Linked DNA regions of Mus musculus: regions 2, 3 and 4 are each linked to region 1. The links are chromatin loops, found by intact Hi-C in ENCODE. Cell type or tissue: left cerebral cortex. All regions are shown on one strand.

Region 1 (2,500 bases):
CAACCCGCCTTTCTCAGTTCGCCCCGCCCTCCTGCCCAGCGCGCCTTGCTCTTCCGCCCGCGTCTCAACCTCCCACTCATCGCCCCGCCTCTCACCCGTCGCCACGCCTTTCACCAGTCGCCACGCCTCTCACCCTTCGCCACTCCCCTCGCCGGTCGCCACGCCTCTCACCCTTCGCCACTCCCCTCGCCGGTCGACTTGTCCGGGCTTTGTGTGGACTCTCCTGTTCTACTTTCTTCAGACAGTTTGTTGCGTCTATGACTGCTCGTATTTAGAAAGCAGGTGTTGAGCACCACCTGTGCTCCTTGAGATAAATGTATAATACATCCCAGCAGTTCTACTACGGATTAATAGGTAATACTTAAAAAGGATTACAGGTAGAAATTGCTGGCGTTTTGAGCAGAGTACACTACGCAGATTCGTCAGCTGCAACCCGCCCATCTATACAGTATCTCTGAAAATAGTAATGCTATTCTTTTTTCAAGTATTTAAAAATTATTTATGAAGCAAAGGCATAAATTATATATGCATATCAGTAGAACGAACATAATGTTTTTAAGAGAAAGTGACTGCTTCTGTCTTATGCGAAAATTAAGGTAATGACCCCAATTGGAAAACAAGGAAAATACACCGATGTGTATTTTGTCCTGTCCACGTGACTCTAGGTCGCAGCCTGTAGCTGCTCTATTTCCTTAGGAGACAGAATGCCATAAATACATACATACATACATACATACATACATACAGAAGGAAGGAAAGAAAAGAGAGAGAGTCTGCAGGGATGGAGCGATGGCTCAGTGGTCAAGAGCGCTTGCTGCACTTTTAAAGGAGCAAAGTTCGATTCCCAGCACCCACAAAGCAACTCAACCGTTTGTAGCTCCAGTTCCAGGGGATCTGACACCTATTCCGGCCTCAGCTAGCAAAAAGCACGCACGTGATGTCCTCGCAGGCAAGCAGACAAAACAATCATACCTATAAAGTGAATAAATCTCTTTTTAGTGTAGATTATTTTAGAATGATGGGGCTCCATATGAGCTGAATGTGCTCATGATTGCAGCGACGCTTGCCCGGCTCGCCAGTCAGATCCGCCAGAGGGCAGCAGAGGTGCTGCAAACTTACTTATTTATCATATTCTCCAATGGGAAGCTACAGAGTCCAGGCAAACTGTACAACAGCTACGACTCGATAAATCTCCAAGAGGAGTCAGCCGACCCTGGCGGCTGAAACGGAGACTTTCTCCTGCGTTGAAAATCATTTTGAGACGGTTGTCCTCGGTTGCAACACGACACTTTGTGGGAATTTTGAACAAGACCTGTGACCAAAATGAAAGGGCAAGATGCTTGAGTTGCTCAACATGCAGACGCTGTTTGCTGAAAAAGCAGTTGAGAGTGAATCGACTCTAGAGAATCACATCAAAACGTTCAGAGTAAACATGGGGGTTTTTGCTTTGGTGCCTTTGGAACCAACAAGCATCAGGAAGCTGTTGCTGTCCAGGAGAATAAACAAAGTTGGCAATGAGGGTTTGAGTCTCTCAGCTGCTCAAGACACAGAGAGACCAGCCCTAATACACAGGGTGTGACCTCTCAGGTAGGTGATGGCATCCAGGATGACTTGCAAGTTGATCGCCTTCCACCTTCCTTCGAATTGTGCTGATGCTGCCCAACCTGGAATAGTTGAAAATATTCTGCCCCGCTCCCCACAGAGGATGAAGCTCGAGAAAGTCCAAGTGGAACTTCCAGAAAGGTATCATCAGAAGAAATACTGAGGATGATCAAACAGGACAGCCAGTGGGGCTTTTTGTCGTCAAAATGCTAACATCCCACAGGGAATGAGGAGAGGAGAGCAGAGCCCACCAGGCCGAACGCATCTGATTTCTAAGACCCTCATCAAGTTCACAGCCCAGAAAGGCATAAAGGGGAAAGTGTGCTGGGACCTGAAACTCTCACTCCACCCCTCAACCCCACCCCTGCACATCATGAAAACCAGCCTGGTGGAGCACTTTACCTGCCTAGCTTATAGCAACGGCCACACACAGAGCATAATCTCTGATTCTGTGAAGGCAACAATAACTGCGTGTGTGGTTACCCTTGCCTTGCGCATAAATGACTTCCAGATTTCCCTGATAGTGTTACAGGCAAAATGGCACACTATGTCCTAAATTTGGATCATCTGCAGATACTTGTTCATTCAAAATGACCCTAGAGGGTTTTCGGAGGGGAAACGAGGAAAGGGGTTATAACATTTGAAATGTAAATAAAGAAAATATCCAATAAATTTAAAAAAAAAATGACCCTAGGAAACCATAAATGATAAAATGCCAAACTTTATCTCACAGGTAGTACATAAAAATAAAAGCGTGTTAAAGAGAGAAAACACAAAGAAAAAAATGCCAGCAACCTTATGGGGCAGAAATTGTAGCTGGATTAGGGGAAATTTTATTATATTGAAAAATACGTTGAGAAGAGCAAAATGTAATCTCATTATGGGACACTTCTGGTGT
Region 2 (2,500 bases), 76 kb after region 1:
TAAAGTACTTCTAGAAAACCATTTAATGTTGAAAGCTGTTACATTCATGCTTTATTTTGAAATGAATACTCTTCAGATCCTAAATTGACTAAGTTTTACGTAGGAGGACCAGGAAGTAAACATATTAAGCTCTGGAGATTGTATGATTTATCAGTTACTCATTTACATCAAGTTGACTTTAAAAATTAACTTGACATTCAACAACATTTTGAACATGTTACTTATTCCCATCTTCATTCACACTTACTAAGAAGATATTCAAATTTTGTAGCTTCTGACACAATGTATTTCCAATGCAGGCACGTATGGCATCATATCTATCTCCTCTGAAAAAACATTTACCAAGAAAACAGAAAGATATAAAAATACTATTGATTATTGTTAGTAACAATTTAATATTGTACTTTAAAACAGAATATACTTCTGAGCTTCTAAAGGATTAATGGACAGACAGAAGGATGATTCCCATCCCAGGAAGGACAGCGTGTGATGTTATCACTTTGTACCCAAGTATATGTAATTTAAATTTATCAATAGTTTATTTCTGTACTTTTCCATTTTTGTACTTTTCGATAATTTACATGCAACTAAAATCTGAGAAAGTTAAACTGCAGATAAAGAGGGACTATTGTATTTAAGAAAAAAATTATAAAGATCATAATATTTAAAAAAAGTTTTTAGAGGAATCTACAGAAGGGATTTGGAGTTATTAATTCATTTACACTGAAGGCAGAACTCTGGGTTCTGTGGTTTTCTGAGATAATGAAATCTCTAAAGTTTTAACTGATTTTGAATTTATGGCCTCAAATGGAAAGAGACTTATTTTTAAAAAAATCATGTATAGCAATCTTATTCATTAATATTATGGCTTTTGAATGCTAACCACTCTCATGTATATAAGCCGAAAATCTGTATCACTACATATAAAGTGGTAAAAAGACATAGTACTACTGCAATATTTAATCACTAGGCAAAGAAGTAACAAACCAAGAAGTAAAATGTCAGGAGGAAAGACACCTAAGAGAGGAATGCTTACACAAAATTGTTCTATCTCTGCTTCTTAAAGAGATACTAAGAAAAAAATAATCCAAGTTTCAGCTTTACCGTGGGAGAAACTCTTCATGCCCAGGATTGCCTAGGGATTCCACAGTATCTGCTGCTTCAAGGTACAACTGAAGACAAGATTAAAAACATAACGATTAAGACTTAAGTCACTAAAAAAACCCTGCAGCTTTTCTCTTATAGTTATTTAATAATCGTGGAAGATAATAAAAATGGCAATTCAATGTAAAGTATTAGAAAAATCATGGTTATAACATATATTCTTAAAACTGAGAAACCTAAAAGGACTGTTAAAGGTATGTAATTTAATTCATATCACTTATCAATCCTAAGGATAATTTTATTATTTTTTTTTAATATTTAGAGGAAATTTTACCTCAAAATCTGTTCATAACTACAAAAAAACTTTGGAGTTCCCATTCAATTTTAGTTACATTTGAATAAACAGTATGATTAGCTTGAAAAAAAGTATGTAGAGTGTATTTCCTACTGGAGATATTTTATGTCATCTTTTACCTCATATATAATTATAAAAGACAAGATCCAGGAAGACAGCTTCAACATTTTTAGTTCTGAAAAGAATTTCTTTAACTCGGTAATAATTAAAGAAGTCTTATGCATTGTTTTAGTCAGGGTTTCTATTCCTGCACAAAACATCATGACCAAGAAGCAAATTGGGGAGGAAAGGGTTTATTCAGCTTACACTTCCCACATTACTGTTCATCACCAAAGAAAGTCAGGACTGGAACTCAAATGGGTCAGGAAGCAGGAGCTGATGCAGAGGCCATGGAGGGATGTTCTTTACTGGCTTGCCTCCCCTGGCTTGCTCAGCCTGCTCTCTTATAGAACCCAAGACTACCAGCCCAGAGATGGCACCACCCACAATGTGCCTTCCCACCCTAGATCACTAATTGAGAAAATGCCTTAGAGTTGGATCTCATGGAGGCATTTCCTCAACTGAAGCTCCTTTCTCTATGATAACTCCAGCCTGTGTCTAGTTGACACAAAACTAGCTCATACATGCATATTTTCAATTAAGTAAGTAACTTGTTTTAAATTTGAACAAAATGAGATGATAATATCATTGTAACATTACTATATTAATAACAGAATGTATACTTCATATGATATTAATAGTTAAAACTATGCCAACTTCCACCATCAATTTGTAATCTATTTTAAATAACAGCAGAAAAATGGCATTGTATAGGTGCTGTATTATATTCAAAATCAACTCAAACAGAAAGGACTTAAGCAGTATGCGCAGACTTCCTGCCACTTATTTTCCTTCTTGTAACAGAATCAAATATTTTAATTATTTTTTGTTTTGTTTTGTTTTTCAAGACAGGATTTCTCTGTGTAGCCCTGACTGTCCTGGAACTCACTCTGTAGACCAGGCTGGCCTTGAACTCAGAAATCCGCCTGCCTCTGCCTCCCA
Region 3 (2,500 bases), 110 kb after region 1:
CTGCTTCCTGACCTGCTTGAATTCCAGTCCTGACTTCCTTTGGTGATCAACAGCAATATGAGAAGCGTAAGCTGAATAAACCGTTTCCTCCCCAACTTGCTTCTTGGTCATGGTTTTGTACAAGAATAGAAACCCTTAGCCGGGCGTGGTGGCGCACGCCTTTAGTCCCAGCACTCGGGAGGCAGAGGCAGGCGGATTTCTGAGTTGGAGGCCAGCCTGGTCTACAAAGTGAGCTCCAGGACAGCCAGGGCTATTCAGAGAAACCCTGTCTCGAAAAACCAAAAAAGAATAGAAACCCTTAGACAAGGTCCTTCCATACAAAATGTATGTTTTCTTAGGTATCATCTTCCTTAGAGTTTTAAAATGTGTTGAAGTTAATTTCACTAACTGTTGCTATGTGCAGTGCTTGCTGTTGAGATTTTTAGAGCAACCAGACACTAACTGCACTGTAAGCACCTCATATAATAAAGTCAGCATATTCACACAACATATACTAAAACTATATATAAACCTGTAGTATCCTATCATTTTGTTTCTATTTTACACACTTTATTGCACTTGCTATTCTATGTTACACACAATGACTTAGGTGGATTAAAGTTCTGACTAAAAATGAGAACGGGGTTATGCTCAGCCGCTTAATGGCTATGGCCAACACTTAAAAAGCTCTGTCTCAATGATTGTTTCGAGAATATGTTCAAAAACAGTCACGCCTGATTGCACATACTTGTAATCTCAGAAATTCAGACGAGGAGGGAGGAAGCCATCTTTGGCAAACTTGGAGCCAGCCTCAGAATCAATATAATAATAATAATAATAATAATAACAACAACAACAACAACAACAACAATAACAAATCATCTGTAAGAGCAACTAAGGGGCAGATATTTGTATTCAATAATATTTCTTAAGTCGATTTTGGCAGCATTGGCCAGGGCAGACAATACTTCCATCCAGTCCTTGAAGTATATGTCTCAATGTGCAATGTAAAGCTAGTAACGTAAGAAATCCATCACTTCTATATTTGGTATGTAATAGTCATATACTGGGTAGGATACAAGCGGGGCTTTCTTAACTGTAAGATGACCAAAAGAGAACTAACGCAAACACTGGAGAGAGTATACCAGGACCCCAACCCCGGAATTTTTGCAGGCTGAGAAAGAAAAACTCCAAGATCCTCAGCGGGAAATAATCCTAGGAACCTTGGGCCCCGCCCCGCGCTCCAACACCCCCGTAGTAAACAGAGAGGATTCTCGGGGTGTCCACACTGCAACGGATTCATCCTGACTTGAGCTCTCAAGAACAGTTTTCCTAAGGAGCACGGCTGGAGGAGGATAGTGCTCCGTGGCGCTGAAGGAAGTGTGCCAAGCAACAGGGGCCACAACCCTCTCCTGAATGACTGGCCGCTCAGAAGTAGTGACCTGAGGGAAGGATGCTGGACCCGACCCGGGAAGAGCCGGTCTCCTCAGAGGAGCGGAGCTGGAGCAGCGAGGGCAGCGCCCACGCCGCCACACCCACCGCCCGCCGGCTCGCTCGCTCGTTCGCCACCTCGCTAGCTCCCTGTGGCTCCGCGCGGCCCCGTGGCCTCCGCGCGCTCCGAGCCGCCGGAACGCGAGAACGGAGCCCGCGTCGGCGTTCCTCCGCTCCTTCCCGCCCAGCCTGCCCCGGGCCAGGCCTCTCACCCGCAGGCTCCCCAGGAGGAGCAGGACGCCTCTTCACAGGAAAGCACAGCCAACGGCTCGGACCGCTCCATCGCCTTCCGACAGACTGACTGCAGCGAGGCGGGGAGGCAGGCGAGGGGGCGGGGCCGCGAGGGTCAAGGGGCGGGCGGCGACGTCACCAGGGGGAGGAGCTGGGGAAAAGTACGCCCAGGACAGGGTTTCCAGTCAGCCCCTGGGACACCTGACTTCCGGTTGGGGCGGGGCAACGGGGCGCGCTTCCTTGCAGGTGAGGGGAGTGCCTACGTGAAGGCTGCTGAGCGCTGAGGGCAAACGCGGAACCAAAACGCGTCACTTCCGGCTGTGAGAGCGTACCGCTCCAGGGGGCTCGACAGCTACCAGATGCTGTTGCCTTGCAAATCCAGAACTGTTACAGTGCCTTGAGGAGATCGCTTTTCTGAACAACAACAACAAAAAGAGGACATTTCCAGGCTGGGATTCCACTTAAAGATTCCATTTAAATTGTTTTGAACATCTATTACTGATCTCTGTAGTCAAGTGACTAAAAAGAGCTGTAAAATTTGGCACTTTCATTTTAAGGGAGGAAAAACAAGGAACTCAAATGATATGATCAAAGACATACAGCCAGTAACTCATATTACCAGTTCTCTGATTGCCGATTTCTCATCTAATTCTTTTTTTTCATTCATTCTCATTTTACCATTTTTAGAAAACAATTGTGTACACACAGTACAATTAAGAATCTTTGTTGTTGTTTTTTTTCGAGACAGGGTTTCTTTGTGCAGCCCTGGCTGTCCTGGAGCTCACTCTGTAGACCAGGC
Region 4 (2,500 bases), 100 kb after region 1:
CTGGAGGACACTTTCTTGGCTACACTATTTTCCCCCACTCTCAGCAGTCCTTAGTTGCCTTTAGTTATTTGTCTAAGGTTGGGACCTCTTGAGATTTCCCTCTTCCACATTAACAGGATTTATTTATACGTACATGTGGGGGCTGTAAGGGTGACCACAGGGGCCAGAAGAGGGTATCAGACACCCCAGAACTGGAGTTACAAGAGGTTCATGAGCTGCCTGCTATGGGTGCTAGGAAGGAACTGAGTTTCAGCTTTCTGCAAGATCAGTACGAGTTCTTAACCACTGAACAATCTTACTCATCCACGTTTATGAGATTTACTCATTTGGATTAATGTAAATACTCAGTGATTTTCATTTTTTCTGACCTTTTATACCAATGACACTACTAAGTGTGTATGCCATAAAGCAGTGAAAAGGACCAGGAAAAAGAAATCACCTAGTTGTTTACTTTGAGAAAGTCCTAGCTACTAAAAATTTCTACCTTTGCTAAAAGAACACTATGTTCTCATATTTTAACACAGCAGTCCTAAGTGCACTTTCTTGAAGCTATATAGAACTCATCTAATCTCTCTGAAGATTATATTACAATAAGCATCTTCTCTCTTAACACATCCAATTCTGTAACTCCTAATACAAAATGATTTCATTCCCTCTGAATAGTCTAAACATTTTCTGGATGTATGTCAATAATCTTCATTACATGTCAATACTATTTACTAATACCAATATTCCAGGAGGTTGGCAAAATGCCTAAATGGTTAAGAGCATTTGCTACTCTAACAGACAACCTGGATTTGGTTCCATCTGTAACTCCAAATCCAGAAGGATCTATGCCTTCTTCTGACCTCTGTAGGCTTCAGCCATGCATGTGGTGCACATACACATGCAGATAAAAACACTGCATATATATAACATGAAAATATCTAACTTTTAAAAAAATATTTTAGGTTTTTAATGTATTCACTGTGCAGAGAAAAAATAGGAAGAACTTCATAGGGGTACTATAAAAGGTCACATAGTAAAAAAAAAAAATAAAATATTCAGCAAAATGACTATGATATGCCACTCACTATGAGACAAATAATCAAACAATTCTATAAGTAATACACAAAAGTACCAGAAACTATGCAATGCAGAAGATGACTTGTATATAGTTAGGAACAAACACTTTCAAAATGAGGTTAATTTAAGCTGAATTCTAAAGAGTTCAAAGAAAGATGGCTCAGTGGTTAAAAGACTGACTGCTCTTCCAGAGGTCCTGAGTTCAATTCCCAGCAACCACATGGTGGCTCACAACCATCTGTAATGGGATCTGATGCCCTCTTCTGGTGTGTCTCAAGACAGCCACAGTATACTCATATAAAAAAAAAGTTCAAAGAGTCATCAAATAGGAACAACACAGAATGCGGCTCAGTTGGTAGAATATGCCTGCCTGGCAAGCACAATGCCCTGAGTTCAATCCCCAGCACTGCATAAACTGGGCCTGGTATAATTCCAGCTCCTGGGAGGAAGGGGTCGGAAGGATCCAGAAGTCATGTTCATCCTAAGCTATAAATTTATGGCCAGTCCTGGTTACCTGAGACTCTACTTTGGACCATTGTGAAACTATAGGAATTAGATCCATTCTCCTGTTTTAAATAACTGGAGAATTTAAAGTTAACTGTTTAAATCACAGTAATGATACAGTGTGAATTTATAACATGCATACAACTAAATATAAGACAATAAGAGCACAAATTTTCCAATAGAATAAGCATACTAATGTATAGTTTTATGAAACTCTGATAATTATAGTATATTACTAGTGGTTATATAATTATATAGTTTATGTAGTTAAATAAAAGTTTAAAACTAATGATAATTACACTCAATGAAGTAAAAACTAAGAAGTAGGGCTGGAGATGTTTCAGAAGGTAAAGTGCTCAGCACAAGCCTGATGATTTGAGTTTTATCCCTGGAGCTATGGTAGAAGAAGGAAACCTCCCCAAGTAGCACCATCAGCTGGGAAACTAGCATTTCATTCAGTGTGTGTCGATATTTCATATTCAAACCATAACATTATGACTCATCCTCCAGTCTTAACAGTTCTAATATCACACTAGTATCAAAAGTCTAAGTCCACAGCATATTCTGTGATGAAAAGCAAACTCTTAGCTGTGAGCTGAAAAATAAAAAACAATGTTACATACTTCTAAGATAAATTAGCATAGTGAGCATTTTCACCTATTTGAGATAGAGAAGGGAAGGACAGAGTCAAAGCCACCCTAAAACACTGGATCTTTGTCCGGCATCTGCTGCACATGGTATGATTGTTACCCAGCCCTGCCCTTACCAGCTGGAACTACATAGTTAGTCTCTCTCTTGTTGGCTCTAAGTACTGACTGCACCTTTCTTGAACATACATTTTTTTCATGTACTGGCTTCTCCATCAATCCAGATAACTGACTAGAGCTTAAGCTTCATCTTCACCGCTCTGAGTATAGCCCTGTCAGACGCT

What was found. Peaks named below come from ENCODE experiments on the same cell type or tissue, not always from the same donor. Only the 100,000 strongest peaks of a DNase experiment are listed, where the experiment ranks them.
Region 2: a loop joins it to region 1, with 3.0 times the contacts of the local background. A loop is called at or near these places in 6 of 42 quality-filtered maps.
Region 3: it touches region 1 in a loop (9-fold over the local background); 24 of 42 quality-filtered maps call a loop at or near these places.
Region 4: it touches region 1 in a loop (4-fold over the local background); 24 of 42 quality-filtered maps call a loop at or near these places.

What each region holds. Positions count from the first base shown.
Region 1 is chr5:86,065,625-86,068,124 of GRCm38, forward strand. It overlaps a transcript of Cenpc1 not described here. Among named protein-coding and RNA genes, the nearest start is that of Cenpc1, 1.3 kb to the left of the region's middle. In left cerebral cortex, a CTCF peak has its summit at 1,086 (motif pointing right); DNase peaks (open chromatin) are centred at 48 and 1,094; H3K4me3 peaks cover 1,512 bases; H3K27ac peaks cover 487 bases.
Region 2 is chr5:86,141,301-86,143,800 of GRCm38, forward strand. Uba6 (ubiquitin-like modifier activating enzyme 6) reads right to left here. Exons shown (of 33, transcript NM_172712.2): 15 at 1,105-1,172; 16 at 248-326. Among named protein-coding and RNA genes, the nearest start is that of Uba6, 30 kb to the right of the region's middle. In left cerebral cortex, no CTCF peak of the experiment used is centred here; no DNase peak of the experiment used is centred here.
Region 3 is chr5:86,170,986-86,173,485 of GRCm38, forward strand. It overlaps Uba6 (ubiquitin-like modifier activating enzyme 6), which reads right to left and starts at 1,758. Exons shown (of 33, transcript NM_172712.2): 1 at 1,683-1,758. The coding sequence starts at 1,753. In left cerebral cortex, no CTCF peak of the experiment used is centred here; DNase peaks (open chromatin) are centred at 1,270 and 1,932; H3K4me3 peaks cover 1,919 bases; H3K27ac peaks cover 1,346 bases.
Region 4 is chr5:86,166,178-86,168,677 of GRCm38, forward strand. All of the region lies in intron 2 of Uba6 (ubiquitin-like modifier activating enzyme 6), which reads right to left. Among named protein-coding and RNA genes, the nearest start is that of Uba6, 5.3 kb to the right of the region's middle. In left cerebral cortex, no CTCF peak of the experiment used is centred here; no DNase peak of the experiment used is centred here.